3 separate regions of the Homo sapiens genome follow, and all the other regions are linked to region 3. A link is a loop called in an ENCODE intact Hi-C map of the cell type or tissue named here. Cell type or tissue: Caco-2. All regions are shown on one strand. Links, peaks and the distances in the headings refer to the core of each region. The heading gives the core; the rest is flanking DNA. Region 1 has its middle 92 kb from the start of AP1S3. Region 2 overlaps WDFY1 (WD repeat and FYVE domain containing 1). Region 3 holds the start of LOC124907988 (a long non-coding RNA gene).

What was found. Hi-C counts contacts between places; a loop is a spot of excess contacts. Peaks named below come from ENCODE experiments on the same cell type or tissue, not always from the same donor. Only the 100,000 strongest peaks of a DNase experiment are listed, where the experiment ranks them.
Region 1: it touches region 3 in a loop (5-fold over the local background); 2 of 110 quality-filtered maps call a loop at or near these places.
Region 2: it touches region 3 in a loop (5-fold over the local background); 5 of 110 quality-filtered maps call a loop at or near these places.

What each region holds. Positions count from the first base shown.
Region 1 is chr2:223,740,078-223,750,846 of GRCh38, forward strand. No RefSeq gene overlaps it. Among named protein-coding and RNA genes, the nearest start is that of AP1S3, 92 kb to the right of the region's middle. In Caco-2, for the core only: no CTCF peak of the experiment used is centred there; a DNase peak (open chromatin) is centred at 4,664.
Region 2 is chr2:223,924,479-223,935,247 of GRCh38, forward strand. The region is part of intron 1 of WDFY1 (WD repeat and FYVE domain containing 1); the gene reads right to left. Among named protein-coding and RNA genes, the nearest start is that of WDFY1, 15 kb to the right of the region's middle. In Caco-2, for the core only: no CTCF peak of the experiment used is centred there; DNase peaks (open chromatin) are centred at 5,308 and 6,193; H3K4me3 peaks cover 1,116 bases.
Region 3 is chr2:223,847,120-223,857,888 of GRCh38, forward strand. It overlaps LOC124907988 (a long non-coding RNA gene), which reads right to left and starts at 9,908. Exons shown (of 2, transcript XR_007088099.1): 1 at 8,659-9,908; 2 at 149-416. In Caco-2, for the core only: no CTCF peak of the experiment used is centred there; DNase peaks (open chromatin) are centred at 5,382, 8,492 and 9,022.

The sequences.
Region 1 (10,769 bases), core at 1,147-9,146, 110 kb before region 3:
TAGCTAATGCATGTGGGGCTTAATACCTAGGTGATGGGTTGACAGGTGCAGCAAAACACCATGGCACACGTTTACCTATGTAACCAACTTGCATGTCTTGCACAGGTATCCTGGAACTTTAAATTAAGTTAAAATATATATTTTTTTAATTTAATTTAATTTATACCATATATATATATGTGTGTGTGTATATATCTGGTTTTATTTATACCAGATATATATATATCTGGTTCCACAACAAGAAGAGTGGACATTATCCCATGGGCAACAGAGACCACTGTGGGGTTTACAGCAACAGAGGGGATAGATCTGATTTTTATCTTAGCTGTACTGTGCTTCATCCCAAAGAAATCGCTAGGCATTGGGCCTGGGTTTGGAAATTCCTCTCAAGTTCTTCTGCATTGGAAACACTAAAACAACAAGCAGTGGGGCAAACAATGAAAGCTATGTCTGATGTTTTTCAATGCAACATAATATATCCCTGATTATATTCCTGCCCAAGACTCTGAAGCCAGACTTCTACAGAAATAACCACAAAAGTCACACGCAATGAGATCTATGGAACATGCTGAAATGGGAGAGTTCTCTTACCACCCTCAGAGGACGTTTGACAGGGGTGTGGCTCACTCCTTCAGCCACCCTGCTGCTCAAACCCTTAGAGGGAGTGTGCAGATGGGCAGGTACAGAGCCCATGGGGGCACCTTCGGGCTCCAGCGCCACAGCAGCGTCTAGGAGTGGGTGCCTGCAACTTCCAAAGCCCAAGTGGGTGTGTGTCACAGTGTGCTCTTTCAGCTTTGCTGTCTGCAGACAGCCTGTGTTAATCAGCTCAATTAGACACTCTGCCTTATCAAGAGGGCAGACGGCCAGTGTGACAGCTTTCTGTATCCCAAGTTCTTGCCCAGTATACTGGAAAAATTGGATCACACATGGGCTTGAAGGATGAGTGCTAGGTTTTATTCAGTGGTGGATGTGGCTGTCAGTGAGATGGGTGGGGAGTGGGAAGTGGGGATGGAGTGGGAAGGTGGTCTTCCCCTGGAGTCAGGCCACCCAGCAGCTGGACTTTCCTCTGACTGCCCCTGGCCAACTCCCCTTCTCTGTTTCTCTGCCACGTGTTCCAACATTGCTGGTCTGCTGGTGTCTGCTGGTGTGTTCCTCTGCTTCTCTGGATGTTCAACCACTTGTATGTGTGCCCGCTAAGGTTGCAGGTTTATATGGGCACAGGAATGGGGTGTGGCAGGCCAGAGTGGTCTTGGAAAATGAAACATTTGGGCACAAAAAAACAGGAGTGCCTGTTCTCACTTAGGTCCGTGGGCACAGGCCTGAGGGTGGAGCCCTCGCCAGTAACCCTGCCCTTTTCTACCCAGCACTTCCCTGACCCCCCTCCCACCGTATCAATACGTTATAGTACTTGATTTCAGAAAGACATATAAATCAATTAAAGAGCATAAGAATGCCTCGTATCCATACCATGCTCTGCAGAATGTGGAAGAAGGGGTGCTGCAGGCTTCCAGGAAATGGAGAAGCTTCCTCAAGAGGGGAGAAAATAGTATCCTGGGCTAGACGGTATGACCCTGGTGTCACCTCCCTGCTATAAGTGTCCTAAAAGCAAGAGCACAGGTATCAGGAGCTATAAGGGCCTCTTCCTTTAAGCGAAGTTCTTTCCATTTAAGGCAGAATATCAACAAGTTTCAAATGTACAGTTTATTCAACATCTGCATTGAACACACAGGAGTTTCTCTTATACCTCTCCCTCCCTCCTCCCCTTCCTCCTCCTCTCTTTCCTCTTTTAATAACCTTTTGAAAATGTAAAGACCATTCTTACCTTCCTGGCTGGCCATACAAAAATAGTCCACAGGTTGGATTTGGTCCAAGGACCATAATTTGCAGATCCCTGAGTTAGAGTCTCATAATTCCTGGGGAAACAGGCATGATCATTATAATGTTTTTTACACACACAAATTCTTCTTCCGCAATGTATGCTGTTTACCTGTGTCATCCAATATTGGATATTATGTTTACTTTTCATTTTTTCTGAATACCATTTGAATTTTTGTTAAAGACAAAGAAATTTTGCTAGGGATTTTTATTCATTTCTTTAAACATTCCAATATTGCTTAATCTTTTAAGAGTTTGAAAATGGAGTCCATGGCCCCAGAGAAATAAAATACCATATTATGCCTTGTTTGCTGTCTTGTGGAGGGACCGGCTAGCTATATCTTATAAGGTAGCCAGGTCACATCAGACTCTCAGCACACTTGGACTACTCTGTTTCAGGGATCACAGTTGGTCTGTGGCCTTCTGAACCTGGACAAAAATGAGCCTTATTTTGGGGTTATTCTGAATATGTCAAAAGAAGAGATTATCTTAAACCTAAGAATTTGTCTATGATTTAGTTCCTATTTTGTCAGATTTGTCCATTTGGCATCAGGGATGATATTAGCCTTATACTTGCTTTGTTTGGTGAAGCAAGAATTTGTCCTTCCCAGCTGAAAGCAGCGGAAGGGAGTCAAGATAGAGCCTACGGGGAAGTGGGGGAGGAAGACCACCAGGGAAACACACCCCAACTTATTTACAGAAAGAAACCCTCTCCTTTGAATATACTATGTAATAAATGGTATTGAAGTGCAATGTCTTTTTTTTATTATTATTATTTTTTGTGAGACAGTCTCGCTCTGTCTCCCAGGCTGGAGTGCAGTGGTGAGATCTCAGCTCACTGCAACTTCTGCCTCCTGGTTTCAAGCGATTCTCATGCCTCAGCCTCCTGAGCAACTGGGATTACAGACATGCACCAACCCCCCTATACCCCCCATCCTCCCCATGCTCTCCATTCCCCTCTATCCCCCACCCCAGCTAAATTTGTATTTTTAGTAGAGCCACGTTGACCAGGCTGGTCTCAAGCTCCTGGCCTCAAGTGATCAGTCTGCCATGGCCTCTCAAAGTGCTGGGATTACAGGCATGAGCCACTGTGGCTGGCCTTGAAGTGCAATTTCTATAACCAGCTTACAAAATGGTGCCCCAGTTCTGGGCCTTTTTCTTCAATGAAGCTATTTTAGGCAACATAAAACCTCTTCCCTACAATAGGGTTAGGATAGCGCTTTTGCTGCTTATCAGAGAGATCCAGAAGAGAAACCAAGAACAGCAGCTAACATTTGTTGAGCACTTACCAGGTGCCAGACCCTGTCCTGAGCACAGATGAGGAAACCGAGGCAGGGAGAAATTACCTGCCAGAAGCCACACGGCTGGCAGGGGACAGAGTCAGGTCATGAACCCCAACACTTCAGGTCCAAAACCCACCTTATCAATTAACTAAGGGATTCTAGGTGCTAATTTTGAAATGTTGTTAAATGGCCTCTGTAAAGCAATTCCCACGGCCTTGAAAGGCTAAGCAGCCAACAAGGCTGGGCAAGCCTGCCTGCCTCTCACCAGTCCCATGCAAGTCTATGGTCCCTGCTTCCAGCAGGGCAGTCCTAGCAAGGCTGATGGGCAAGCTGCCCTGGGCAGTTAGAACCTTCAAATCGGCAAAATTGCCAGTCATACATACTAACCCTTTGCTTACTGTCCCCTTCCCCTGGGAATATGGAGATACGTTTTGAATGAGAAGAAACAAAGCCTGAAATGTACTAATTTCAAATATTGGCTGAGAGCTTTTACTCAGCCATGTCAACTCTGGCTCTCACCACATAATCCCAGGAAATTGAGAAGGCCTGACCTTCTCACAGACCCCACTGCACTCTGCCCCCAAAACACCTTCCCAGACTTTCCCTCCAACTGTCCCCTTCCTGGTACCCAAACTGTTTTCTTTTTTTTTTTTTTTTGATTAAGATGGAGTTTCACTCTTGTTGTTCAGGCTGGAGTACAATGGTGTGATCTCTGCTCACTGCAACCTCCTCCTCCCCGGTTCAACCGATTCTCCTGCCTCAGCCTCCCGAGTAGCTGGGATTACAGGTATGCACCACCATGCCTGGTTAATTTTTTGTATTTTTAGTAGAGACGGGGATTCACCATGTTGGCCAGGTGATCTCCAACTCCTGACCTCCAACTCCTGGTCTCAGGAGTTGGAGGCTGGTCTCCAACTCCTGACCTCAGGTGATCTGCCCACCTCGGCCTCCCAAAGTGCTGGGATAACAGGCGTGAGACACCGTGCCTGGCCTCCATAATTGTTTTCACATACCAAACTACTGAACAATAGCATCTGAATTGGGTTGTGTCGGGGGTCCCCAATACCACCCTCAGGCTCGATGATTCCCTAGAAGGACTTACAGGATTCTGAAGCCATTATAGTCACAGTTACAGTTTATTGCAGTGAAAGCATATAAATTAGAATGAGGAAAAGGGAAAAGGCACATGGGGGGACGTCCAGGAGAAGCCAGGCATAAGCTTCTAGCTTCCCTTCAGTGGTGTCACAGGAGGATGCATTTAATTCTCCCAGCAACAACATGTGGCAACATATGCAAAGTTTTGCCAACCAGGGAAGCTCACCAAACATCGGTGTCTTTTGGTTTTACCTAGACACCAGTTACCTAGGCATGCAGCACCCATGTGACTGACCTCAGCTACCCAGACTCCAGCCCCCTCACCCAGAGCAAAGACAGTGTTTGGCATAAATCACAAAGCTAGGATCAACCTATCTGGTCACACTGACACAGCATGGCCCAAGGCTGGGGTATGCAGAACACTCTTATCAGGCAAAACATTCCAGGGGCTCAGACGTTATGTCTCAAGAGCCAGCCAGTTCTGGAGGCAAGTTTTTAAATGTGCAGAGCTTGAGCAACCTAGACATGCAGAGTTAACCGTTTCCGGTACAGGTTGTCAGCAAAGAAAAACAAATCTCCTCAAATGGCTCTATCAACAATATCAAGGAAGGCTGGGCATGGTTAATCACATCTGTAATCCCTGCACTTTGGGAGGCCAAGGCGGGCAGATCACTTGAGGTCAGGAGTTCAAGACCAGCCTGGTCAACATGGTGAAACCCTGTCTCTACCAAAAATATAAAAAATTAGCTGAGTGTGGTGGTGCATGCCTGTAATCCCAGCTACTTGGGAAGCTAAGGCAGGAGAATTGCTTGAACCCAGGCGGCGGAGGTTGCAGTGAGCCAAGATGGCACCACTGCACTCCAGCCTGGGCTACAGAGCAAGACTCCATCTCAAAAAAATAAATAAATGAATAAATCAAGGACCAAAAGAAACAGCAGGACCCTGACTCTACAGTTAAATGTATCCAGGGGGATGTGGGGATGTGGTGGGTAGGAAACCCATGGCTATGGTTTGAATGCACTTCCTTCCTTGTGAATTTGAAAGTGTGACAAAAGCATTGATGTAATAAACATTAAGTAATCCATCTGAATAGCAACATAAGCTCACAGCCTCTGCCTTGCAGAAGCTCACTTTTGAGGGAGAAATGGCCTGTTGTCCATGTAGGTTCACATATATAGGAGCCACGGTGTTCTCTGCTCCTGTGGTACCCAATAAAATCCATTAATGCTGGGGAAGGGAGTCATGGGGATAGTTTCACAGGAGCTGGCACTGAGCTGAGCCCTGGATGGTGACCAAAAGTTACCAGGTCAGCAGTGAGTGGGGCATTCCCAAGGCAGGAGACAAAAAGGTAGGATATTCCAGGTGGAGGGCTCAGGACATGCACGACAGCTCAGTGCATTTGGACTGTCATATTAATCCGATTACTTTTCTAAATCTTCTGCATAGGGTCAAGTTTGTAAGGCTAGTTGTTAGAAAGTAGTTTATGGCACAGCATCCCAACCTTTTTATGTCATGGTACTCATAGAAAATAATCCTATTTTTGGTACATTTCCTTTGGAAAAGAAAAAAGGCTCCTCTGGGGACAAAGGATCAATACCTTCAGGTCACCTGCACTGCATTCATGTCACACCACATAGCATAGCAAATGGATTGGGAAGCCCTGGTATAGGGCAGACTGCCCACAGGCAGCAGTCCTGATTTGAATATTCTGCTTTCTCTAAGGACAAGGAGGAGAGAGAAAGAAAGAGTAAGAGAGAGAGAGAGAGATGCCACTATGATTTCCCAATCAATTTTCTGTTCAGTTTTATTTTTCTAAATATTAATATTTGCAATTTTTACTAAATATACAATCAATTTTCTGTTTAGTGTGATTTCCCAAGCAATTTTCTGTGGAGTTTTATTTTTCTAAGTGTTAGTTTTTGCAGTGTGATTTTTATTGGGAGCAAGTGAAGGAGCCACTCCCATAGTATACACTTCCAAAGGAAACACTTGGTTATAACATGGACCCTTTATCACTAAGCCTAATTTTCTACAGCCTATAATTTGCCTTTGTCACTAAAAGGCAATTATTAAGAACAATTGATGGCTGAGTGCAGTGGCTCATGCCTGTAATCCTAGCACTTTGAGAGGCCGAGGCAGGCAGATCACTTGAGGTCAGGAGTTCAAAACCAGCCTGGCCCACAGGGTGAAACCTCGTCTCTACTAAAAATACAAAAATTAGCTGGGTGTCGTTGTCAATGCCTATAGTCTCAGCTACTCAGGAGGCTGAGGCAGGAGAATCACTTGAACCCGGGAGGCAGAGGGTGCAGTGAGCTGAGATCACGCCACTGTACTCCACACTCCAGTCTGAGCAACAGAGCAAGACTCCATCTCAAAAGGAAAAAAAAAAAAAAGAACAATTGAGAGAAGTCAATACTGTATAAAGGGCCTTAACTTGGCTCTCAGCCCTTTTTTGCATTGTTCACTCTAAATTCTTGTTTCACTACATTTCCATATATAAACAAGAGCACAAAGTGTGTGAATCAAACATATAGGGAATCTTTACATTTATCAACATGAAATATCATTCTTTTACTATTATCTGTTCTTCCTCACTTGCTCATCTGTTCTAAATGAGGAAGGAAGGAAGGAAGGGAGGAAGGAAGGAAGGAAGGAAGGGAGGGAGGGAGGAAGGAAGGAAGGAAGGAAGGAAGGAAGGAAAAGGAAAAGGAAGGGAGGGAGGAAAGGAGGGAAACTACTTTTCCTGTCCCTTATGAATAATGTATTACCTAGGTCTAGTATACAATATACTTGGTAGTCAATCATTCTCCTGGTAACTATCACTTTCAGCTACAGTTAAGCTTCTTTAAGGGTATTTTTCCATTTTTGTTTACAGATACACCTTCCTAGGCTTTATCTTCACATCACTTGCATTTACACAGATCTCACATGGTATCTAAAGAGAAAGTCAACACATTTTTGTAGCAAAGGGCAAAAGGAAGACTGAAGAGACAGAGCGAAATCAGCATGCCACTGCTTTCTACTTCATGACTTGGAAATAATAATAATCAAAAAGTTTTCTAATCTTAATAAGTGATCCCCTATCATAATCTTGCACTAAAATCATAATCCACATGACACATTTAAAAATACAAAAAGTGCACATATTTGGGTAGACTTGAATCATAGTTTTGAAAAGCCTGTTCCTCCTTGTACAATCACATCAACAAGCCATCAGGTTCTTTTTCATTATGCCGGCAAGTCTTGGCAATGGGCTCCCCACCCAGATGAATAGCTTCAACATAAAAGCTTGGTGTGTCATGCACGTGAATGGTATTGAATGAAGGCTGGCTTGGAAATGTGGCAGTTTAACTTCTGCTTCCAAACTTCTTATTTTTATTTCCCAAGAAAGAAAACACATCCTCATGGTGCCACTGCTAAGTGCTCAGTTTTAATTTTGATCATTCTATCACAAGAACAGCAGCAACCAAGTAATCACCATGTTCCTCAACTTTCAGCAGTTACTGATATCTTACTGTGTGCCAGGCACTGCTATGGGTGGTAGGGACCCAGTAGTAGACAGAACAGAAAAGGTCCTGGACAGTAGAGTGTCACCTGTCACCTGAAATGTTGGAATCCTATCATGCTTCAGAAGTACAATATTTTAATGTTACTTCTGGATTCAAGACAACATAAGAGACAGTAAAAACTCTCTTGATTAAAAATAAACTATTTGATGATATACTCTAGAAATGATCATACAACTTACTAGATTCAAGAACTTCTTGTGATTCTTCAAAAATCTTCTAGTTTGGCAGTATTAAAAGAAATGTACCTTTTGGCCGGGCACAGTGGCTCATGCCTGTAATCCCAGCACTTTGGGAGGCTGAGGTGGGAGGATCACTTGAGTTCAGGAGTTCGAGACCAGTCTTGGCAACATGGAAAAAAAACTTTCTGTTTTTTTTTTTTTTTTTTTTGAGATGGAGTTTCGCTCTTGTTGCCCAGGCTGGAGTGCAATGGTGCGATCTCTGCTCACTCCAACCTCCATCTCCTGGGTTCAAGCGATTCTCCTGCCTCAGCCTCCCAAGTAGCTAGGATTACAGGTACCTGCCACCATGCCTGGCTAATTTTTTGTATTTTTAGTAAAGACCATGCACCATGTTGGCCAGGCTGCTCTCGAACTCCTGGCTTCAGGTGATCCACCCACCTCGGCCTCCCAAAGTGCTGGGATTACAGGTTTGAACCACTGCACCCAGCCAGAAAAAAACAAACAAACCCCTCTTTACAAAAAATACAAAAATTGGCTGGGCATGGTGGCATGTGCTTGTAGTCCCAGCTCCAGAGGCAAAGGTGGGAGAATCACTTGAGCCTGGGAGGCAGAGGTTGCAGTGAGCCAAGATCACACCACCGCACCCCTGCCTTGATGACAGAGTGAGATCCTGTCTCAAAAAAAATAAAAAAGAAAAATACATCTTTTTAAAGGAGAGGTTTTAGACTCTAATCTAGTAGCTATGAGAAATTGTGTCAATGTATGTAAGATATCAATAGACCATTAGGAGACTCAGAAAAGTTATTTATTTCTCTCTAACACACACATACACACACACACACACAGCCCTCCCACTCATCCTGGACTTTTTATGTCCAGGTAATTTATATTTAAATATCTGCAATATAACATTAAAAGTGATAAATTAAGTACCTTGTGAGGCATAGATTTAATGCAAAGGGATTTCAGAGAAGGGAGAAAGAATGGAATGAGAGAGGATTCAGGAAGACAGTAGTACGTGAGTTGGGTGTTAAAGAATCTGGATATAGGGAAATGGAGCAAACAACATTTAGGTAAAAGGAATGAACAGAACAAGCAACAGCCAACAAGAAGAGAATCATACATCAACCTGAAGGAACTGTGAAGGAGGGTGGGTATGTGATTTAAAAGTACAGAAGCACTCAGATCATGGAGGGTCTCAAAAGGCAAACTAAGGGGCTGCACCTGCAACCACAGAAGCAGGGTAAAAATCTAGCATAGGGGTCAAATGAAAATGCCCAGGGGGCCAGGCATGGTAGCTCATGCCTGTAATCCCAGCACTTTGTGAGGCTGAGAAAGACTGATCACCTGAGGTCAGGAGTTCAAGACCAGCCTGGCCAACATGGTGAAACCCCATCTCTACTAAAAATACAAAAATTAGCCAGGAGTGGTGACACGTACCTGTAATCCCAGCTACTTGGGAGGCTGAGGCACAAGAAACATTTGAACCCGGGAGGCAGAGGTTGCAGTGAGCCAAGATGACACCACTGCACTCCAGCCTGGGTAACAGAGTGAGACTCCTGTCTCAAAAAAAAAGAAAGAAAAGAAAATGCCCAGAGAAGTGGGCAGGTGCAGAGGTGGGGGCTGTGGGAAACAGCAGTGCAACCCTCTAGCTCCAGCTGATTCTTGCCATATAGAAGTGCAGGGTCAATATTGCCAGCTCTTAAAATTTTCCAAGAAAAACAAAAGACTGTATGTGAAATAACATGATTGATTCAATTTTTTTATACAGTGACAGTCAAACAAAATTTGTACGCAGGTGCAGGATAACCCGTGGGACCCAATTTGTGCCTCTACAAAACTGACATGATGTGTGAATGGCAACATCACAATCTTTCTACTTCTACATTTTGGTATCTATTTCTTAGAAGCCTGCTTTCCCAATCATGCTTATTATCCACCCTTTTCCAGATAGTCGCTTGTGTTATCTCTAAAGGGTGCTTTATTTGTGCACTTTCTGTAAATAAACTTGATTTCATATATCCTGATCCTCCTGATGGTAGCGCACAGTTTTTTTGTGCATTGGGGCATGCTCAATGCTGTAACAACCCCAGTGCAGTGGCGTAACACAATAGAGGTTGACTTCTGTTGCATATATTAGTCCAGTTTGGCTGTCCTAGTTGGTTGGCTTTCCTGACAGCCTTTTTACAGATTCCTCCCATCTCATGGCTCTGCCTTCTCTGGGTCCTGGAGTCTTTTTGTTTAGCTGTAAACAAAGAATGGAGGTCTCATATGGGAGAGTTTTGTGAGCCAGACCTGCAGTGGGCATGGGTTACTTCAACCCACATTCCACTGGCCATAATTCCACCATGAATGAACCAACCTTCAAGAGAGGCTGCAAATTCAAGACCAGCAAAAAATGTATTCTTCCTCTGTTCTCTCCTTTCCTTCTGAAACATATGAGAAGTCCCTCCTCCAAAACTCGACAATGCAAACTTGTTTTTATTTATTTATTTTTTATTTTATTTTATTTTGAGATGGAGTCTCACTCTGTCACCCAGGCTGGAGTGCAGTGGCACCATCTTGGCTCACTGCAACCTCCACCTCCCCGGTTCAAGCAATTCTCCTGCCTCAGCCTCCCAAGTGGCTAGGACTACAGGTGTGAACCACCATGCTCGGCTAATTTTTGTATTGTTTAGTAGAGACGGGGTTTTGCCATGTTGGCCAGGCTGGTCTCAAACTCCTGACCTCAGGTAATTTCCGCCCACCTCAGCCTCCCAAAGTGATGG
Region 2 (10,769 bases), core at 1,223-9,222, 77 kb after region 3:
TCAGCCTCCCCAGCAGCTGAGATTACAGGCATGTGTCACCATGCCTGGCTAATTTTTGTATTTTTAGTACAGACAGGGTTTCACCATGTTGGCCAGGCTGGTCTTGGACTCCTGGCCTCAAGTGATCTGCCCGCCTCGGCCTCCCAAAGTGCTGGGATTACAGGTGTGAGCCACCGCACCTGGCCCCATGACTTTATTTGTTTATCATTGTTCAGCACTGTAGATGATTCATTTATTTTCCAAGTAAATAAAATTCCAAAATTGATTCTTTTTTATGCTAAATGTTTCAGATTAAAATGTTTTTAAAATGTACTGCTGTGCAGGGAAAGCAAAGGAACAACTCAAAACAATAACAAAATGCCACTTCTAGGGCTCTCATACTTCTTTGTCAGAATTGTAAATTAGAACTATTTGGCAAGAATTTTGCTCCAATATAGAGAGAAACAAATACACCTGCCCAATAATAATGACAACAACACTAATGATAAACTTTGATTAAGGAATTCCAGGCTTGGAAATTGGTTCTATAGAAATCATTTAATAGAATAAAAAAGGAACTACAAATTTAAAAAACTTCATATAAGCTTTATCCAAGGAGTAAAAATGGGGAAAATATGTTAAAGAATGAAATGGGTTAATGATAGAGTAATTCAATAGCTTATATAATCATTACAAATAGTTATGAAGTCCTGGAGCCCCAATAAAATGTTTATGAAATGGTCAGCTTTTTTGTTCCTAAAAAAAAAAAAAAAAAGCATAACACAGAGATTATTATAACCCTCAGAGATATTGCAGGTTTATCACAATAAAGCAAATGTCGCAACAAAGTGAGTCACACAAATTTTTGGTTTCCCATATGCAAGCTGTAGTTACACTATAGTCTGTTAAGTGTGCAGTAGCATTACATCTAAAAATCAATGTACATACCTTAGTTTTAAAATACTTTATTGCTAAAAAAAAGTTAACGATCATCTGAACCTTCAGCGAGGGGTAATCATTTTGCTGGTGGAGGGTCCTGCCTCAATGTTGATGCTGCTGATCCATCAGGATGGTTGTTGATGAAGGTTGGCGTGGCTGTGGCAACTTCTTAAAATAAGACAACCAAGAAGTTTGTTGCATCGATTGACTCTTCCTTTCCCAAAAGACTTCTCTGTAGCATGCAATGCAATTTAATAGCATTTTACCCATAATAGAACTTCTTTCAAAAGTGGAGTCAATCTTCTTAATGCCTGCTGCTCCTCCATCACCTAAGTTTATGGAATATTCTAAATCTTTTGCTGCCATTTCAACAATGTTCACCGCATCTTCATTAGATGTTGATTCCATCTCAAGAAACCACTTTCTTTGCTCATCCATATGAAACTCTTTAAACATTCAGCTTTTATCATGAGATTACAACAATTCAGTCACATCTATATGTTCCACTTCTAATTCTAATTCTCTTGCTATTTCCACATCTGCAGTTACTGAAGGCTTGAACCCCTCAAAGTTATCCATGAGGGCTGGAATCAACTTCTTCCAAATTCCTATTAATACTGACAGTTTAACCTTCTCTCAAGAATCATGAATGTTCTCAATGACATCTAGAATGGTGAATCCTTTCCAGAAGGTTTTCAACTTACTTTGCCCAGATCTATCAGAGGCACTATCTACGGCAGTTATAGCCTTATAAAAAAATTTTCTTTTGAGACAGGGTCTCCCTCGGTTACTCAGGCTGGAGTGCAGTAGCACAATCAAGGCTCACTGCAACCTATGCTTCCCAGGCTCCAGGGATCCTCCCACCTCAGGTTCCCCAGTAACTGGGACTACAGGCACACACCACGACACCTGGCTAACTTTTTTAAGGCTTTTATAAAGTCTCATTCTACTGCCCAGGCTGGTCACTCAAGTGATCCTGCCACCTCAGCCTCCCAAAGTGCTGAGACTACAAGCATGAGCCAGTATGCCCAGCAAAAGTGTATTTTTTAAATCACAAAACTTGAAAGTTGAAATTACTCCTTGATCCATGAGCTACAGAATGAGTGTTGTATTAGCAGGCATGAAAAACAACATTAATCTCATGGTATGTCTCCATCCTCAGAGTTCTTGGGTGACTAGGTGCATTTTCAATAAGCAAATATACATACATTTACATATATATGTGTGTGTATTTCATATATATACAAATATGTGCGTGTGTGTGTGTGTGTGTGTGTATGTGTATTTTTGAAACAGAGTCTCACTCCATCACCCAGGCTGGAGTGCAGTGGCACAATCTCAGCTCACTGAAACCTCTGCCTCCTAGGCTCAAGCGATTCTCATGCTTCAGCCTCCTGAGCAGCTGGACTTACAGATGTGCAAAACTGTGCCTGGCTAATTTTTGTATTTTTAGTAGAGCCGGGATTTTGCCATGTTGGCCAGGCTGGTGTCGAACTCCTGACCTCAAGTGATCTGTCTGCTTCGGCCTCCCAAAGTGCTGGTATTACAGGTGTCAGCCACCGTTTCCGGCCAACAAGCAATAATATTTTGAAAGGAATCTTTTTTTCTGAGCAGTAGGTCTCAACAATGGGCCTAAAATATTCAGTAAACCATGCTGTCAACACACATGTTGTCATCCAGGCTTTGTTGTTCCATTTATAGAGCACATGGCAAAGTAGACTTAACATAATTCTTAATGGTCTTAGGATTTTTGGAATGGTTAATGAGCAATGACTTCAACTTAAAGTTACCAGCTGCATTAGCCACAGAAGAAAGTCAACCTATCTTTTGGAGCTTTGAAGCCAGGCACTGACTTCTCTACTAGCTATGAAAGTCCTAGATGGCATCTTCTTCCAAAAGAATTGTTTGGTCTGCATTGAAAATCTATTGTTTAATGTAATTGCTTTTGCCAATTATCTTCACTAGATCTTCTGGATAACTTGCTGCAGCTTCTACATTAGCACTTGATGCTTCACTTTGCACTTTTATGTTATGTAGACTGCTTCTTTCCTTAAACCTAATGTGCCAATTCTGCTAGCTTCAAACTTTTCTTCTGTAGCTTCCTCACCCCTCTCAGGCTTCATAAAATCGAAGAGGATTAAGGCCTTGCTCTGGATGAGGCTTTGGCTTAAGAGAATGTTGTGGCTGGTCTGATCTTCTATTCAGATCACTAAACCTTTCTCCGTATCATCAATAAGGCTGTTTTGCTTTCTTATTCATGTTTTCACTAGATTAGCACTTTTAATTTCCTTCAAGAACTTTTCATTTGCATCCATAACTTGGCTGTTTGGTGCAAAAGGCCTAGCTTTCGGCCTGTCTCAGCTTTTGATGTGCCTTCCTCACTAAGCTTAATCATTTCTAACGTTTGATTTAAAGTTAGAGATATGTGACTCTTCCTTTCACTTGAACACTCAGAGGCTATTGTAGGGTTATTCACTGGCCTAATTTCAATATTGTTGTGTCTCAGGGAATAAGGAGGCCTGGGGGGAAAGGGGGAAAGGAGGGAGGCAGGGAAAGAGGGAGGGAGAGAGAGAGAGACAGACAGACATAGGGTAACAGCCCGTTGATGGAGTATTCAGATCACACACACTATCATTTAAGTTTGCCATCTTATGTGGGCACAGTTTGTGGCTCCCCAAAACAATTACAATAGTAATATCAAAGATCACTGAACACAGACCACCACAACAGATATAATAATAAAGTTTGGAATATTGCAAGAATTACCAAAATGTGACACAGAGACACAAAGTGAGCACAATGTATTGGAAAAATGGCACAGATAGACTTGCCTGGTGCATGGTTGCCATAAACCTTCAATGTGTACAAAATGCAGTATCTGAGAAGCACAATAAAACAAGGTATGCTTGTATCAAATCATATAACTAAATTATGCAACCACACTACATCAGGCTGGGCAGGGCAGGTAGGGAGGCTGATAAAGGACAGGAGAAGGGGAGGAGAAGAGAACCCACCTCCAAGGCAGACAATGTCCTGGGCTCCTTGTGAGAACCCCAGAGAAAAGATACGGAGGCTGAGTTCTGGCAGAACAGCAGGATACCTGCTGACCGACCTCCCCAGTGAGCCACAATTAAACATTTTGCGCAATGAGCCTTGAGGCACTTAGGGACTTATTTTATGTGGTTTTCAAGAGTGGCTACCTAAAATTCTACATGTTAAAATGTTCCACTCCCTAAGAGTCTATCCTTTAAATTGCTGTCCCCACCAAAAGCAAAAACAGAAGTCATTGGAATCCGAAGCAATTTCAAATATAGTGGCACAACTTTCCTTTTTTCCATAAGGCAGATGCCAGAGGCTTCAGTTGTCCATCGCTGAGTACACTCACCCTGGCCTATGCTGGCCTTCAAATGAACTTGTGCCTTGGGTCAGGCTTGGGATTCTGGAGCACCATCTGCCCCCAGTGAGTCTATTAGTGGATTCAACGTGTCTGCAGATGTTATTGCAGGGGGGGTGAGAGAGCCCCAGGACCAAAAAGGAGACATGGACCTGGACACCAGACTAGAGGTGCCTGGGTAGCCAGGGGCCTTGATAGCATCGTTCCCAAAGGAGCAGTGAGCAGAAGGCAGAGCCAGCAGAGCTGGCCAAGACATCAGATGCAGAAGGACAGTGAAGGAGAAGATGCTCCCAAAAGGCACCTAGCTCTTGGGCCTGAAAGTTATAAGGCAATAAACTGTGCCTCTCCATCAGCATGTGTCCCTGTCTAACTTCTTTTTTTTTTTCTTTCTGTTTTTTGTTTTTTTTTTTTTTTGAGACAGAGTTTTGCTCTTTATGCCCAGGCTGGAGTGTGATGGTGAGATCTCTTCTCACTGCAACCTCCGCCTCCCGGGTTCAAGCGATTCTCCTGCCTCAGCCCCGCTAGTAGCTGGGATTACAGGCACCCACCACCATGCCCAGCTAATTTTTGTATTTTTAGTAGAGATGGGGTTTCACCATGTTGGTCAGGCTGGTCTTGAACTCCTGACCTCAGGTGATCTGCCCACCTCGATCTCCCAAAGTGCTGGGATTACAGGCATGAGCCACCGTGCCCAGCCTCCTGCTTAACTTCCTGCAAGCTCACAACACTGAACTGTTGTGGCACACACAAGAATGTTCCTGCATTCTAGACACACATCAAGATTCGTGAAAAGCAACTCTGTGATTTCCCACCTCCCTGCACCTCCCTGAACTTCCCTCTACCACCTTCTCTAAAAAAAATTTAAAAAAATAAAGATTCATGAAAAGCTTGTGGTCTGTTGAGAACGAGGTGCCACATCCTGATGGCAGGGATGACAGGCGCTTCTGCCTTCATTTTACACTTAAGGAAGCAGAAGCAAGGAGAGATACGATCTGAAAATCACACAAACCAACAGCAGCACTGCATCAGACTGACTTCATTTAGTTGTTTGACCAACTTTCTCTCTTATCAAGATGGTGAAAGTTCATCTTTAAAACATTATCAAAGTAAACAATTCAAAGCAAAGCAGCCTTATGTGGTAAGTAAGTAAAACTTTTTTAAAGGCTTTTTAGAAATCCACACTTTATCCTCCAAAGCAGTAATTCCTAAACAATAAGGAAACAAGAAGCAGTAAATTACTTTTTCCCCCCAAATAAATCAGAGTATGGAAAAGTTCAGGTCTAACTTCAAAGCTCACTTGGTTCAAAGAAATACTGACCTCTGTGCTAAATACGAGTGGTGATTCCAACAAAGTCTCTCACTACCTCCAGCTCTAGATTTAGCCCAATCTAGCTACAGCGTGCGATATTGTATGTAAGTGCCTGTGGTGAAACAATTTAAAAAACAATGTGCTCAATTCTTTACTCCTCCCTGCATCCACGCTCCTTACAATCAGCCATTTTGCAGCTCTTTCCATCAAGAGATGGAATATATTTCTCTGAGCCTTGTTTTTGTTTTGAGACGGAGTCCGGTTCTGTCACCCAGGCTGGAGTGCAATGGCTTGATCTCGGCTCACTGCAACCTCCGCCTACCGGGTTCAGGCGATTCTCTTGCCTCAGCCTCCTGAGTAGCTGGGATTACAGGCATGCGCCACCACGCCAGGCTAAGTTTGTGTATTTTTAGTAGAGACGGGGTTTCACCATGTTGACCATACTGGTCTCGAATTCCTGACCTCACGTGATCCGCCCTCCTTGGCCTCCCAGGCATGAACTGCCGTGCCTTGCCTATTTCTCTGAGCCTTGAATATGGGTTGGCTAGTGACGCTATGTTTAAAAAAATGTGGCTGAATGGGGTGCTAGTACTGGGTCCTGAGGCCTGGTTTGCTCTCACTCTGTGTCTTGGAAGACTGCCACGTCACATGAACCACAGGGGCCAGCCTACCAGAGGACAAATGACGACATGGGAGAGAGCTCAACTGTCCTAGCTGAAGCCATCCTCGGCCCGCCTGTAGCAAGCTCACTCCCAGGCATGAGAAAGAGTCCAGCTAAGCTCAGCAGAGCTGGCCCACGGCTGGCCACAAGCATGAGTGAGCCTGGCTGAGGCCAGAAGCACTGCCTAGGTGACCTGTAGGCTCATGAACAATGACAAATCCCTGCTGTTTTAAGCCACTGAGTTTTGAGGTAGTTTGTTATGTAGCACGAGCTAACTGACACCATGCTTTCTGTTCCAAATAAATAATATACCTTTAAGAACCATAGGAATCTGAGGTTAAAATTAAAAATAAAAAGCATTTGGCATTTATTGAATGCCAAGGATTTTAAAGTAGATAGTACGAATAACTCCATTTCAACTCTTAATTGAAATACAGGATTCCCATTTTGCAAAAGTGCTAATTTGAATCCTTAAAAATGGAAGCAGTCACTGAAGTACAAAATAAAGTTATTACTCTTAAATATCATATAGTAATGTTTGTTATCCTGTCTACCAAGGATAAAACTTCTGTATGCTTTACCTTCCTATAGTAGATATATGAAAAGTGGAGTTATAACCACAGTTATGATTAAGAATAAAGTGTTTATTCCAGGGAGATTAATCTTTGATCTGCTGAAAGATATGCCTGATGATCATAATAAGTAGAAGGATTCCTTTTTATTTCTACTGTTAAACTCTATCAAAGAGCCAATTAAAAATAAGGTTAAAATACACTTAAGGGAATCACTAAGTCTTGAAAGCCTCATCTATTTAAGCCACAATACAGTAGGAGCAAAGATAGATTCAAGGTACAATTTTTTCCTCTGAAAAGCACTGGCTCACAAACCAGGAGGCATCTTGCAGGAGTCATTAATATTTTTCTTTCTTTTTTTTTTTTTTTTTTGAGACAGAGTCTTGCTCTGTTGCACAGGTTGGAGGCAGTGGCGTGATCTCAGCTCACTGCAGCCTCTGCCTCCCGGGTTCAAGCAATTCTCTTGCCTCAGCTTCCCAAGTAGCTGGGACTACAGGCATGCACTACCACACCCAGCTAATTTTTGTATTTTTAGTACAGACAGGGTTTCGCCATGTTGGCCAGGCTGGTCTTGAACTCCTGGCCTCAAGTGGTCCACCTACCTCGGCCTCCCAAAGTGCTGGGATTACAGGCGTGAGCCACTGCACCTGGCCTAATTGGTCTAATTTTTTTTTTTTCCCCATACCAGAAAGGGCACTGGAAATATTTTTAAACCTGTAATTCCATAAGGGTATACATTTGGGTTCAATACATATTTTCTAGTATGTATTACCAGTATGAGTACCTTTTTTTTTTTTTTTTTTTTTTTGAGACGAAGTCTCGCTCTGTCACCCAGGCTGGAGTGCAGTGGTGCAATCTCGGCTCACTGCAAGCTCCACCTCCTGGGTTCACGCCATTCTCCTGCCTCAGCCTCCCGAGCAGCTGGGACTACAGGTGCCTGCCACCACGCCTGGCTAATTTTTTGTATTTTTAGTAGAGACAGGGTTTCACCGTGTTAGCCAGGATGGTCTCGATCTCCTGACATTGTGATTCGCCCACCTCGGCCTCCCAAAGTGCTGGGATTACAGGCATGAGCCATGGCGCCGGGTCGATTACCTTGAAATTGATGTCCAGACTTTAATAAGCAGACTCAACTAGCACATAATTATTTCTACAAAATCACACCAAGTTCTACCTGGCCTGAAACAGCAATATCTCTGAAACTGAATATCTTTTTTAAACTTTCTCAAAAACACACCCTAATCACTCCAAAAACAGCTAAATTAAAGCAATTTAACCATCCTTAAATTCTAAACTGATAAAAAGAGATCATTCAATTAATCATTTTAAAAGGGCATACTATATGTTACAAATTAAGTCCAAGGTCCTGATTTCTTTTAAACTCTGGGCAAACAGTAATTCTGAGAAAATCTGATTTTCTGGTCATTCTTAGGGATGCTGATACTATTTCAAATCTTGGTAAATCTGTGAACATTTCTGTCACCTATAGCAAAGGATATTTTTTCCTAGTCTGACAGTACCTCCAGGGGATACAGGAAAAAAAAAAAGTGTACTTCTGGCATGCTAGATGGTTTCTATAACATTAAGACGTTTGCCTGAAAGGGGGAACGAACAACATAGCTATCATTGCCATCTGTTTTTATCGAATAAATAGCAATTTCCTTCCAACGAGTCTCTGGAATTCTGCCCTGTTCATTCTTGCTGCAAAAAGAAGTCTTTCTCCTTTGGTAACAGGGAGAGAAAATGTTAGATTGTTATTGAATTTATTCTCTAAATTAAAAGGCAGAGAAACCAGCCTCATTTTGTAGAGGAGAATTAGATTGGCTGAGAAAAACAGAAATTTCCATCCCCTCCCACAGGACAGCTTCAAGGGTCTGTGACCAAGAATTAGACTGCTGATGTCACCACAGGCAGATTTTATCCAGGGAAGAAGCCACTGGGTGGCCCCAGCATTTGCACCCCCTTTAAACAAATATCACCCTTCCAGAAGCCAGATTGGCTGAAAACCTGCAGATTTTTTTTTTTTTTTTTTACTCCAAACCATTCTTGCTGTAATCTTTTCACTGTTAGCATAAAAATAATTTTTTGTGATCCTTGTGCCATCAAGAAGCCTAGAAACCACTCTAATCACTGAAGAGCAGGAATAATCTAGACAGGCTGGAGTCCATGGAGGATCTAGGCAACACTTTCTTACATTACAAAGTCTGGCCAGGCACAGTGGCTCAGACCTGTAATCCCAGTACTCTGGGAGGCTGAGGTGGGAGGATCACTTGAGCCTAGGGGCTTGAGACCAGCCTGGCAACATACCAATACCCTGTCTCTACAAAAAATAAAAATAAATTAGCTGGGCATGGTGGCACACGTCTGTTATCCCAGCTACTTGGCAGACTGAGGCTGGAGGATCACTTGAGCCCACGAGTTCAAGACCAGCCTGGGCAACATAGTGAGACCCCCCCCCATCTCTACAAAAAAAAATCAAAAATTAGCAAGGAGTGGTGGTACATGTCTGTGGTCTCAAACTCAGGAGGCTGAGGTGGAAGGATCGTTTGAGCCCAGGAGGTGGAGGCTACAGTGAGCTCTGATTGTGCCACTGCACACCAGCCTGGGAGACAGAGTGAGACCCTGCCTCAAAAAAAAAAAAAAAAAAAAGTCTCGAACCCTATCCATGGCCTAGAAGTCTTAAAACACAAATTAAAGGAATCACAAAGAAGCACAGTTTCTAATAAGGAATAGCAGCCTTTTTCTTTTCTTTTTTTTTTTTTTTTTTTTTTTGAGAAAGAGAATCTCACTCTGTCACCCAGGCTGGAGTAAAGTGGCACAATCTCAGCTCACTGCAACCTCCGCTTCCCAAGTTCAAGCAATTCTCCTGCCTTAGCCTACCGAGTAGCTGGGACTACAGGCGCACAACACCTCACCCAGCTAATTTTTGTATTTTTAGTAGAGATGGGGTGTCTCACCACATTGGCCAGGCTGGTGTCAAACTCCTGACCTTAAGTGATTCACCCACCTCGGCCCCGCAAAGTGCTGGGATTACAGGCGTGAGCCACCACACCCAGACAGTGGCCTATTTTTAGATTACGTTCCATGCTTCTTTTTCCCTAACAGATTTGTTGACTGATTCAATCAAACTAACACTTGAGACATTACTATAAGCTTTACACTGTTTTTCATGTTAGAAAAATTTTATTTTATTTTTTTAATTTTTGAGACAGAGTCTCACTCTTGTCACCCAAGCTGGAGTGCAATGGTACTATCTCAGCCCAGTGCAACCTCCACCTCCCGGGTTCAAGTGATTCTCCTGCCTCGACCTCCCCAGTAGCTGGGATTACAGGCATCTGCCACCATGCCTGGCTAATCTTTGTATTTTTAGTAGAGATGGGGTTTCACCATGTTGGCCAGGCTGGTCTCCAACTCCTGACCTCAGGTGATCCACCTGCCTCGGCCTCCCAAAGTGCTGGGGTTACAGGCATGAGCCATTGCGCCCAGCCAGAAAAAGTTTAATTAGTAAAGACAAATATGTAAATGAGTAACAGTAACAATATAATGTGGTAAGAGCTATGAGGACAGAAAAAGGGTAGATTAATGTTAGGGAGTGGGAATGGTGGTATAGTGGGTTGGGGGATTTGGCAAACATCGCACAAGAAGTCCTAATGGATGAGAAGGAGTTAATCAAGCAAATGAAACTGAGAAGAGGGTTTCGGCGAGGGAACAGCACAGCAGGACGAAGCCTCTATGGGACACTGCAGGTATCCCAGGAATTCCATACTAGGCTGTATTTTCTATAAACCATAACCTAGAAACCAAAAATGCCCCCATCAATACTGGTTGCACTATAAGCACCCTCATCTCCCCATTAACCTTTGCAACTGGACTCTACTGACGCTAAGTGTCTAAATCAAGTATAAAGACGAGGAG
Region 3 (10,769 bases), core at 1,522-9,521:
GAGAAAGTTAGGAAAGTGGGTGTTTTAAAGCTGCTAGTGTAGGTTAAGACCAATACTTTGAAGACAACTTATGCCAAATAATTTAGACAAGGAAGATTTGTCACAGGGTTTTGAGTCGTGTTGATGAAAAGAGTCAAACTCTGTAAAATATTTTAAAAGATTTATTCTGAGCCAAATATAAGTGACCATGGCCTGTGGACACAGTCCTCAGGAGGTCCTGAGAACATGTGCCCAAGGTGGCCGGGGTTGGGGCACAACTTGCTTTTATACATTTAAAGAGCCATGAGACATCAATCAAATATATTTAAGAAATACATTGGTTAGGTCCAGAAAGGCCGGACAACTCAAAGGCGGGCGGGGTAGGAGGGAACTTCCAACATTTTCTGGTTGACAATTGGTTGAGTTTGTCTAAAGACCTGGGATGGATAGAAAGGAAATGCTCAGGTTAAGATAAAAGATTGTGGAGAACAAGGTTCTTTTTGAAGTGGCTGCCCTTAGAGACAACCGATGACACATGTTTCCTATTCAGATCTTTAAAAGGTGCTAGACTTTTAGTTAATATCTTTACTATTGCGGGGGATGGCACGGGGGTACCTGGAAGAAAAAGATCCAGCTATGTTAATGGAGATTCTCCGCAGATGCAAATTTTCCCCCACAAAGGACAGCTTTGCAGGGCCATTTCAAGATATGGCAAAGAAACATGTTTTGGGGTAAAATATTTTTATTTTCTTCCTTGTCTTGTAATGTTATGCCAGAGTCAGGTTGCAAAGTAACTCATGATATATAGAGCTAAATAAAACCCATCTGATGAGAATTTATGGTTTATAGGGCATGACCCTCCAGACCCCTTAGATAGGAATTTGGGCAAGATTAAAAAAATCAGAGCTTAGTTCTCAGTCAGGATGAGGATGATGGGGGCAGAGTACAGGGCAAGGGGTTAATGTGTGGCTGGAACAAGGCTGTGCCTGGGGGGAGATCAACTTGAGAAGGTATTAGGCTGCAGGGCATAGGGACATAATGCTGGAAGAAACTGTTCAAAGAGCTGCGTGCCCAATTGGGTGAGACTTTAAATGTATTTTTTTTTCAGATTTGAGAAGAATCTGGTCATCTGGCCGTGAAATTCAAAGTCTGTGTATAACTTAATTCATAGACATGTGTGCATGTACACACACACATGCCCCCATAGAAATGACTCTTTGAATTCCTCAAACATTCAGTTCCTTTAGGTTGTGGCTTTTATTGCCAATTGAAATTAATCACCAGGGAAGGCCAGTATACAAATTCTCGAGTTGTTTCCATTTCTACATGAGCATGTTTACAACATGCTTTCCATGCAGTTAGGGTTTATGAAAAGAGGGGTATGAGTCCAGAGCCAGAGCCATGGTGGGTGCCAGACAGATCCCTAAGGAAAGGGCAAAAGCCAGCAAGCCAGATGCCACAGGTTTACAGTCACCAGGGATGTCCTCCACAGTGGATGCCTTGAGTAGGCCCCTCCCTCTTCAGGAAAAGGCTTGGACTTCCAGGCCCCAGGTCCATCCATAAATTACTTTTGTCCATTATCTCTAAAGACCACAAATTCATTAAAATGAAACAAAACATAGCTACATACATATCACCAAGGGTTGGTCTGCCTTATTGTTTGTTCATGACATCCTTAGGATTTGTGTAGACACAGCACAATGTGAAACTGTGAGAATGTAAAATTATTAAAGAATGAGGCAAATATACCTAGAGTCACTTTCATCTTCTGCACTAGGGGTTTAATGGCATCTTAATCCAGATGACCTATCATATTAGTCCATTTTCACGTTGCTGATAAAGACATACCCGAGACTGGGCAATTTACAAAAGAAAGAGGTTTAATGGACTTAGAGTTCCATGTGGCCAGGAAGGCCTCACAATCAAGGTGGAAGGCGAAAGCCATGTTTCACATGGCGGCAGACAAGAGAAGAGAGCTTGTGCAGGGAAACGCCCCTTTTAAAGCCATCAGATCTTGTGAGACTCATTCACTATCATGAGAACACCGCAGGAAAGACCCACCCCCATAATTCAATCACCTCCCATTAGGTTTCTCCCACAACATGTGGGAATCGTGGGAATTACAATCAAGATGAGATTTGGGTGGGGACACAGCCAAACCATATCACCTATATCTACTAATTAATACTATTCAAATGTTATCACACTATAAATTTTATATGGTTTGCCTGTGTCGCCACCTAAATCTCATCCTGAATTGTAACTCCCATAATTCCCATGTGTCACAGAAAGGACCCAGTGGGAGATAATTGAAACGTGGGGTTGGTTTCCCCATACTGTTCTCCTTGTAATGAGTTAAGTCCGTGAGATCTGATGTTTTTATACGAGGTTTCCCCTTTCACTTGGCTCTCATTCTCCCTTGCCTGCTGCCATGCAAGACTTGACTTTGCTCCTCCTTTGCCTTCCACCATGATTGTGAGGCCTCACCAGCCACGTGGAATTGTGAGTCAATTAAACCTCTTTCCTTATAAATTATGCAGTCTCAGGTATGTCTTTATTAGCAATGTGAGAACAGACTAATACAGTAAATTGGTACTGATAGAGTGGGGCGCTGCTATAAAGATACCCGAAAATGCGGAAGCGACTTTGGAACTGGGTAACAGGCAGAGGTTGGAAGAGTTTGGAGGGCTCAGAAGAAGACAGGAAAATGTGGCCTTGACAAAAATGCTGATAGTGATACGGACAATGAAGTCCAGGCTGAGGTGCTCTCAGATGGAGATGAGGAACTTGTTGGAAACTGGAGTAAAGGTGACTCTTGCTACGTTTTAGCAAAGAGACTGGTGGCATTTTGCCCCTGCCCTAGGTTCGTGGAACTTTGAACTTGAGGAAGATGATTTAGGGCATCTGACAGAAAAAAATTGCTAAGCAGCAAAGCATTCAAGTGATGACTTAGGTGCTATTAAGAACATTCAGTTTTAAAAGGGAAACAGAGCATAAAAGTTTGGAAAATTTGCAGCCTGATGATGCCATGTGATAGAAAAGAAAATCCAATTTTCCAAGGAGAAATTCAAGCCAGCTGCAGAAATTTGCATAAGTAATGAGGAGCTAAATGTTAATTGGCAAGATAATAGGGAAAATGTCTCCAGGGCATGTCAGAGACATTTGAGGCAGCCCCTCCCATCATAGGCCCTCAGGCCTAGAAGGAAAAAATGGTTTCCTGGCCATGTCCAGGGCCCCCCTGCTATGTGCAGCCTAGGGTCTTGGTGCCCTGTGTCCCAGCCACTTCAGCCATGGCTAAAAGGGGCCAAGATACAGCTCAGGCCATGGCTTCAGAGGGTGCAAGCCCCAAGCCTTGGCAGCTTCCACATGGTGTTGAGCCTGTGGGTGCACAGAAGTCAAGAACTGAGGTTTGGGAACCTCTGCCTAGATTTCAGAGGATGTATGGAAATGTCTGGATGTCCAGGCAAAAGCTTGCTGCAGGGGTGGGGCCCTCATGGAGAACCTCTGCTAGAGCAGTGAGGAAGGAAAATGTGGGGTAGAAGCCCCGACAAAAAGTCCCCACTGGGGCACTGTCTAGTGGAGCTGTTAGAAGAGGGCCACCAGCCTCCAGACCCCAGAATGAAAGATCCACTCACAGCGTGCACTGTGTGCCTGGAAAAGCCACAGACACTCTATGCCAGCCTGTGAAAGCAGCTGGGAGGGAGGCTGTATCCTACAAAGCCACAGGGGTGGAGCTGCCCAAGACCATGGGAACCCACCTCTTGCATCAGCGTGACCTGGATGTGAGACATGGAGTCAAAGGAGATCATTTTGGAGCTTTAAGATTTGACTGCCCTGCTGCATTTTGGATTTGCATGGGGCCTTTAGCCTCTTCATTTTGACCAATTTCTCCTGTTTGGAATGGGTGTATTTATCCAATTCCTGTACCCCCATTATATCTAGGAAGTAACTAACTTGCTTTTGATTTTACAGGCTCATAGGTGGAAGGAACTTCCCTTATCTCAGATGAGACTTTGGACTATGGACTTTTGAGTTAATGCTGAAATGAGTTAAGACTTTGGGGGACTATTAGGAAGGCATGATTGGTTTTGAAATGTGAAGGCATGAGCTTTGGCAGCGGCTGAGGTGGAATGATATGGTTTGGCTGTGTCCCCACCCAAATCTCACCTTGAATTGTGGCTCCCATAATTCCTATGTGTTGTGGGAGGGACCCAGTGGGAGATAATTGAATCATGGGGGAGGTTCCCCCATAGTGTTCACATGGTAGTGAATAAATCTCTCAAGATCTGTTGTTTTTATAAGGGGCTCCCCCTTTCACTTGGCTCTCATTCTGTCTTGCCTGCTGCCATGCAAGACATGACTTTGCTCCTCCTTTGCCTTCCACCACAAATGTGAGGCCTCCCCAGCCATGTGGAACTGTGAGTCAATTAAACTTCTTTCCTTTATAAAATACCCAGTCTTGGGTATGTGTTTATTAGCAGCATGAGAACAGAGTAATATAAAATGCTAGATTGTCTTTACAAAAAAAAAAGAGTGTATATTCAAAGGAAAAGAGGACTTTTTTAGGGGGGCAGGGGGGTGGAATGGAGTCTGGCTTTGTTGCCCAGGCTGGAGTACAGTGGTGCAGTCTCAGCTCACTGCAGCCTCTGCCTCTCATGTTCAAGTGATTCTCATGCCTCAGCCTCCTAAGTAGCAGGGACCACACCACATGATTCACCACATCCTGCTAGTTTTTTGTATTTTTAGTAGAGATGGGGTTTTACCATGTTGCTCAGGCTGGTCTCAAACTCCTGACCTCAGGTGATCCGCCCACCTCGGCCTCCCAAAACTGAGATTACAGGTGTGAGCCCCCATGCCCAGCAAAAGAGTACATTTTTGTCTATGTGATTATGCAAAGCCTGCCCTAATTGCTATTAAATTATTTTATTTTCTTTTTTGAGACAGTGTCTTACTCTGTCATCTGGGCTGGGGTGCAGTGATGCAATCTTGGTTCACTGCGGCCTCGACCTCCTGGGCTCAGGTAATCCTCTGACCTCAGCCTCCTGAGTAGCTGGTAACAGGCACCCAACACCACACCTGGCTCCTCTTTTTTTTTTTTTTTTTTTTTTTGTAGAGATGCGTTTCACCATGTTGTCCAGGCTGGTCTCAATTCCTGGGCTAGAGTAATTTGCCCATCTTGGACTCCCAAAGTGCTGGGATTACAGGCATGAGCCACTGCACCCAGCCTGAATTCTTAGCAATAATCTTTGAAATCTGCAAATAGACATGACTTACTTGGCATCATCAAACAAGATTTATCAGGTCTTTCTTTCAGAACAGAGCCCAGTTATAATGGCAATCTGATTAAAGGCTAACTCAACTAAAGATAAGTGCCCCTGGGAGGAGCAGCAACTGAGTTTCTCATTGGCTCAGAGAGGAGCAGCTCCTGAGTTTCTTATCTGGTAAGTCCTACTGAATATGAAGTACTTGAGCAAAGCATGCTGATGGTTATCACGGCTACATCAAAAAGGAAAAGGTATGGTATGCAAATGCACCTTAGATATGGGCTGGCAGTTATAGTCACAGTCAAAAACGCAGTATATGTCGGAGTAATGGTTGCTAAGACTTAAAGCCATTAGAGTAACCAGAATGTGTTCCCATGTAAAGACCAGCTTTTGAGTTGATCCTACAGTCAGTGTTGGTTGACTTGCCTTCCCCACTCAGGGTCTTGGTTTAAAAGAATGGGTGTCATTCCTGACTGCTGCATCCCACTCTTATCTGAGTTCTGCTACCATTTACTCACCATCCACATGCATCCTACTTTAGAAATCTGAATGCTCAAATAATTGCTACACTATAAAAAGTGCTCAGGCCAAGCCCAGTGGCTCACGCCTGTAATCCCAGCACTTTGGGAGGCCAAGGCAGGTGGATCACTTGAGGTCAGGAGTTTGAGACCAGCCTGCCCAGCCCAACATGGTGAAACCCTGTCTCTACCAAAAAATACAAAAATTAGCCAGGAGTGTTGGCATGCGCCTCTAGTTCCAGCTACTCAGGAGGCTGGGGCATGAGAATTGCTTGAACTCAGGAGGTGGAAGTTGCAGTGAGCTGAGATCGTGCCACTGCACTCTAGCCTGGGTGACAGAGTGAGACTCCATCTCAAAAAAAAAAAAAAGAAAAAGAAAAGAAAGAAAAGAAAAAGAAAAAAGGTGCTTACGGCTATCTGACATATCCAGTGGCCTAGAACTCCAGGAGAAGGTATAGGCAATTGCTCAATACAACAAAGTGATGTTTGGGGCCATGTTTAGAGCTGTGTAGAACAGAGCTTCATATATGAAAGGTCTTTGTTTGGTCTGAAGCTTAATGGTATCACACATTGCCAACCCCCTATCCAACATACTGAACTCCATAGTTGGTGTTAAATGTCAACATCAGCCAGAGAATCGTTAGTTAGCCCTGGTGCTCCTGATGAGTAATCTTTGGTTTTGTAGCTTTTAGGTGAACTCCCTGTGTAATCCTATGACCATGTGTAGGTTCAGCATAAGTGAAGTCACTAGGTAAATATATATATTGGGCAAGGGACCGAACAAACCTCAAGGACAGTGATTCAAAATCCATAGAATAGTTGGGGGCTTGGAGGGTTGGGAAGGATGGAGAACAATCAGTTACCTAGCCCTCAAGTGAGTTGGAAAGGGAAACGTTTGAGAGCTAAGCCCTACCCAGGGTATTGTGGATTCATAGTCCTGTGCTGAGTCCTGGATTGTCTTACAGAAGGAGAGAAGCATCTGCAGCCAGAAGCCTTGAGCACTGGTCCAGCTTCTTCTCCTACCAGTCAAGTGACTTTGGGCAAGATACTTCACTTCATTGTGCCTCAGTTTCCTAATCTGTAAAATGAAGATAATAATTCCTATGTCTCCTAAAGATGCTGGTAGGATTAGTCAGTACTCAGTAAGTATAGCTATTATTACTACTAGTATCAGAGGTGTTTTTTTGTTGTTTTTTGTTTGTTTGTTTTTTAAGACAGAGTCTCACTCTGTTGCCCAGGCTGGAGTGCAGTGGCATAATCTGGGCTCACTGCAACCTCTGCCTCCTGAGTTCAACTGGTTCTCCTGCCTAAGCCTCTTGAATAGCTGGGATTACAGGCACATGGCACCATGCTCTGCTAATTTTTTTATTTTTAGTAGAGACGGGGTTTCGCCATGTTGGCCAGTCTGGTCTCGAACTCCTGACCTCAGGTGATCCGCCTGCCTTGGCCTCCCAAAATGCTGGGATTACAGGCGTGAGCCACCATGCCCATCCATCAGAGATGTTTGAACCCAAGTGACTCCATCTTGAATAGGGGCTGGGAAAATAAGGCTGAGACCTCCTGGGCTGCATTCCCAGAAGGTTAGACATTCTTAGTCTCAGGATAAGATAGGAGGTTGGCATGTGATACAGGTCACAAAGACCCTGCTGATTAAACAGGATGCAGTAAGGAAGCTGGCCAACACCAACCCAAACCAAGATGGTGATGAAAGTGACCTCTTGTCATCCTTACTGCTCATTACATCCCAATTACATTAACATGCTAAAAAACTCCCACCAGTGCTATGACAGTTTACAAGTACCATGGCATTTGTAAAGTTACCCTATATAGAAGTTATCCTATATATAGTCTAAAAAACTATAGGCTATATACTCTAAAAAACCCTATATAGAAGTTACCCTATATAGTCTGTTCCCTCAGTTCTGGGAAATCTCTGCCCTTTCCCCAGAAAACTCATGAATAATCCACCCCTTGTTTAGCACATAATCAAGAAATAACTATAAGTATACTCAGTTAAGCAGCCCATACTGCTGCTCTGTCTATGAAGCAGTCATTCTTTTGTTTCTCTACTTCTCGAATTAACTTGCTTTCACTTTTACTCTATGGACTTGCCCTGAATTCTTTCCCACGCAAGGTTCAAGAATCTGCTCTTGGGGTCTGGATAGGGACCCCTTTCTGGTAACACTAGTGGTAAATGTTAACTATTGTTAATTAAAATTATAAAATTCAGCATGAAAAAGCTGCCTTGCATACACACTGCTCAAAATACCTTTTGCCAAAGCAGGTGAAGATGGTGCAGTCTTATGAGCATGTTTAAAAGCAATGGTGGGCCGGGCATGGTGGCTCATGCCTGTAATCCCAACACTTTGAGAGGCTGAGGTGGGTGGATCACTTGAGGCCAGGAGTTTGAGACCAGCCTGGCCAACATGGTGAAACCCTGTCTCTACTAAAAATACAAAGAAATTAGCCGGGTGTGGTGGTGGGCACCTGTAATCCCAGCACTCAGGAGGCTGAGGCTCGAGTATCATTTGAATCTAGGAGGTAGAGGTTGCAATGAGCTGAGATTGCACCATTGCAGTCCAACCAGGGCGAGAGAGAAAGACTCTGTCTCAAATAAATAAATAAATAAAAGCAATGATGAGAGCTGAGTGAGATGCCTTGGAATATCACCAGCAGTGTGAGCCCCACTCGAATTTCACATGAAACTCAACAAACAAGCAGAACAGTCATCGCACACAGAAGCAGGCTCTGTGCGGTCACATGCATAGGATTCTGCAGGGTAAGGAATATAAAAGCATACTGGTATTTGGTGGATCTGTAAAGTGGAGATTGTTACGTGAAGCAATGTCAGTAGGCTGCCTCCCACATTCAGAAATTTATGTGAGAAAATACTTTACCTTCTTCTATTTAAAACAATCAGGGCTACTGCAGTGGCTCATGCCTGTAATTCCAACACTTTGGGAGGCCAAGTCAGGAGAGTTGCTTGAGTCCGGGAGTTCAAGACCAGCCTGGCCAAGACCTGGCAAGACCCCATCTCTGTTTAAAAAATAATAGTAAAAAAAAAAATTAGGCAATCAAGTACTTTACTTTCTAATTTCTGTCCTTATGATATTATGCCACCTTAAGAATGTAGTTACATGTTGGCTTTTTCTGATGTGGGTCTAAAAACAGTGTTAAATTGGTAATAGGTCCTGGCTGGTCATCTTACCTTTAAGTCAAACATTCTGCCCCTTTGACCTAGAGTTGTTAGGCGTGGGTGAAGCAATCAATTGCCAGGAATTCTTTCAGCACGGAGGTTTTCTCTGCAAACTCATCCTCCTTTTATCTTTTTTCTTAAAACACATTCTTGTCCTTGACACTTGTTTCCTCTTTCCTAACATATTTTAGAAAGCACTGAGATAGTTCCAGGTCCTCTGTGTAGGTTATTATCCCTCTTTTATCAGAAAGGAAAACAGACTCAGAATGAGTAAGTAACTTGTTAAGATCATCTCACTAGCAAAGCACTGGCATTCAAATTTGGGTTATCTTGGCTCTCAAGCCCATGGTCTTTCCACTGCCCTTATTCTTGCAGCCTCCAGTTTGTATCTGGACTTAGAGTTTTCCTTTATGCCTGTCCTTCATTCTCCACTCATTTAGCTACATTTATTCTACCCAAACCTTGGATGTTTGTGGGCAAAATTCTGAAGAGTGCCCCCTGTCCTGCACACCACGTTCTCTTCATCCAGCCTGAGGTATGGAGTTGCCACCCTGGATGTGGGCCAAGGTTCCACGGATTCAAAGACAGAACTCAAACAACCATGGGCCAAGTCCTGCTGAGGCCTCAGGGAAGCCATGGAAACTTCATCCAGAGAAGTGGCCCCAGGCTTGGTGTGCAGAGAGTCACTGAAGCAACGCGCTAAAACCACAGCAAGCTTGGACTAATTACAGCACCTCTCCGTGCTTCAGTTTCCTCATCAGTAAGTGGAAATAATATTAGTACCCAACTCATAGTTTTCTTGTGAGAATTAACCACAATAATTACCTGAAAAGTGTTTAGCATGATGCCTGGTACCTAGTAAATGCTTGATAAAAGTTCACTGTTCTAGCCAGGCACAGTGGCTCATGCCTGTAATCCCAGCACTTTGGACAGCTGAAGTGGGTGGATTGCTTGAGCTCAAGAGTTCAAGACCAGCCTGCACAACATGACAAAACCCCATCTCTACTAAAAATAAAAGTTAAAAAAAATTAGCTCGGCATGGTGGCGCATGCCTGCAGTCCCAGCTACTCGGGAGGCTGAGGTGAGAGGATCACTTGAGCCCGGGAGGTTGAGGCTGCAGTGAGCCAAGATAAAGCCACTGTGCTCCAGCCTGGGCAACAGAGTGAGACCTTGTCTGTTTTTTGTTTTGTTTTGTTTTGTTTTTGAGACGGAGTCTCACTCTGTTGCCAGGCTGGAGTGCAGTGGCGTGGTCTCGGCTCACTGCAATCTCCACCTCCTGGGTTCAAGCGATTCCCCTGCCTCAGCCTCCTGAGTAGCTGGGACTACAGGCGTGCACCACCATGCCCGGCTAATTTTTTGTATTTTAGTTGAGATGGGATTTCACCATGTTGGCCAGGATGGTCTCGATCTCCTGACCTTGTGATCCACTTGCCTCGGCCTCCCAAAGTGCTGGGATTACAGGTGTGAGCTACCACACCCAGCCATGAGACCCTGTCTCAAAACAAAAATTTTGTTTTCATCTTGTTGTATTCCTGAACTTTCAATCTCCTCTCTCCTCCTTCAGGGTGCATAGCCCATCTATTATAAATAAATAAATAAAAGTTAACTGTTCTTGTTGATACCAAAATTTGTGAACCACTGTCCTAGGCAAACACAAAGAACTTACTTGGACCACATCTGCCCCAAGACCAGTAGAGGCGTTAGAGTTCCGACTCTCTCTCTCTGCCCATGAGAAACACATTCCACAGGCTTCAGAGTGAATTATTTTTCTGTTCTCTTCAGCCCCAAACTCCCAATGACTTGCTTCATACC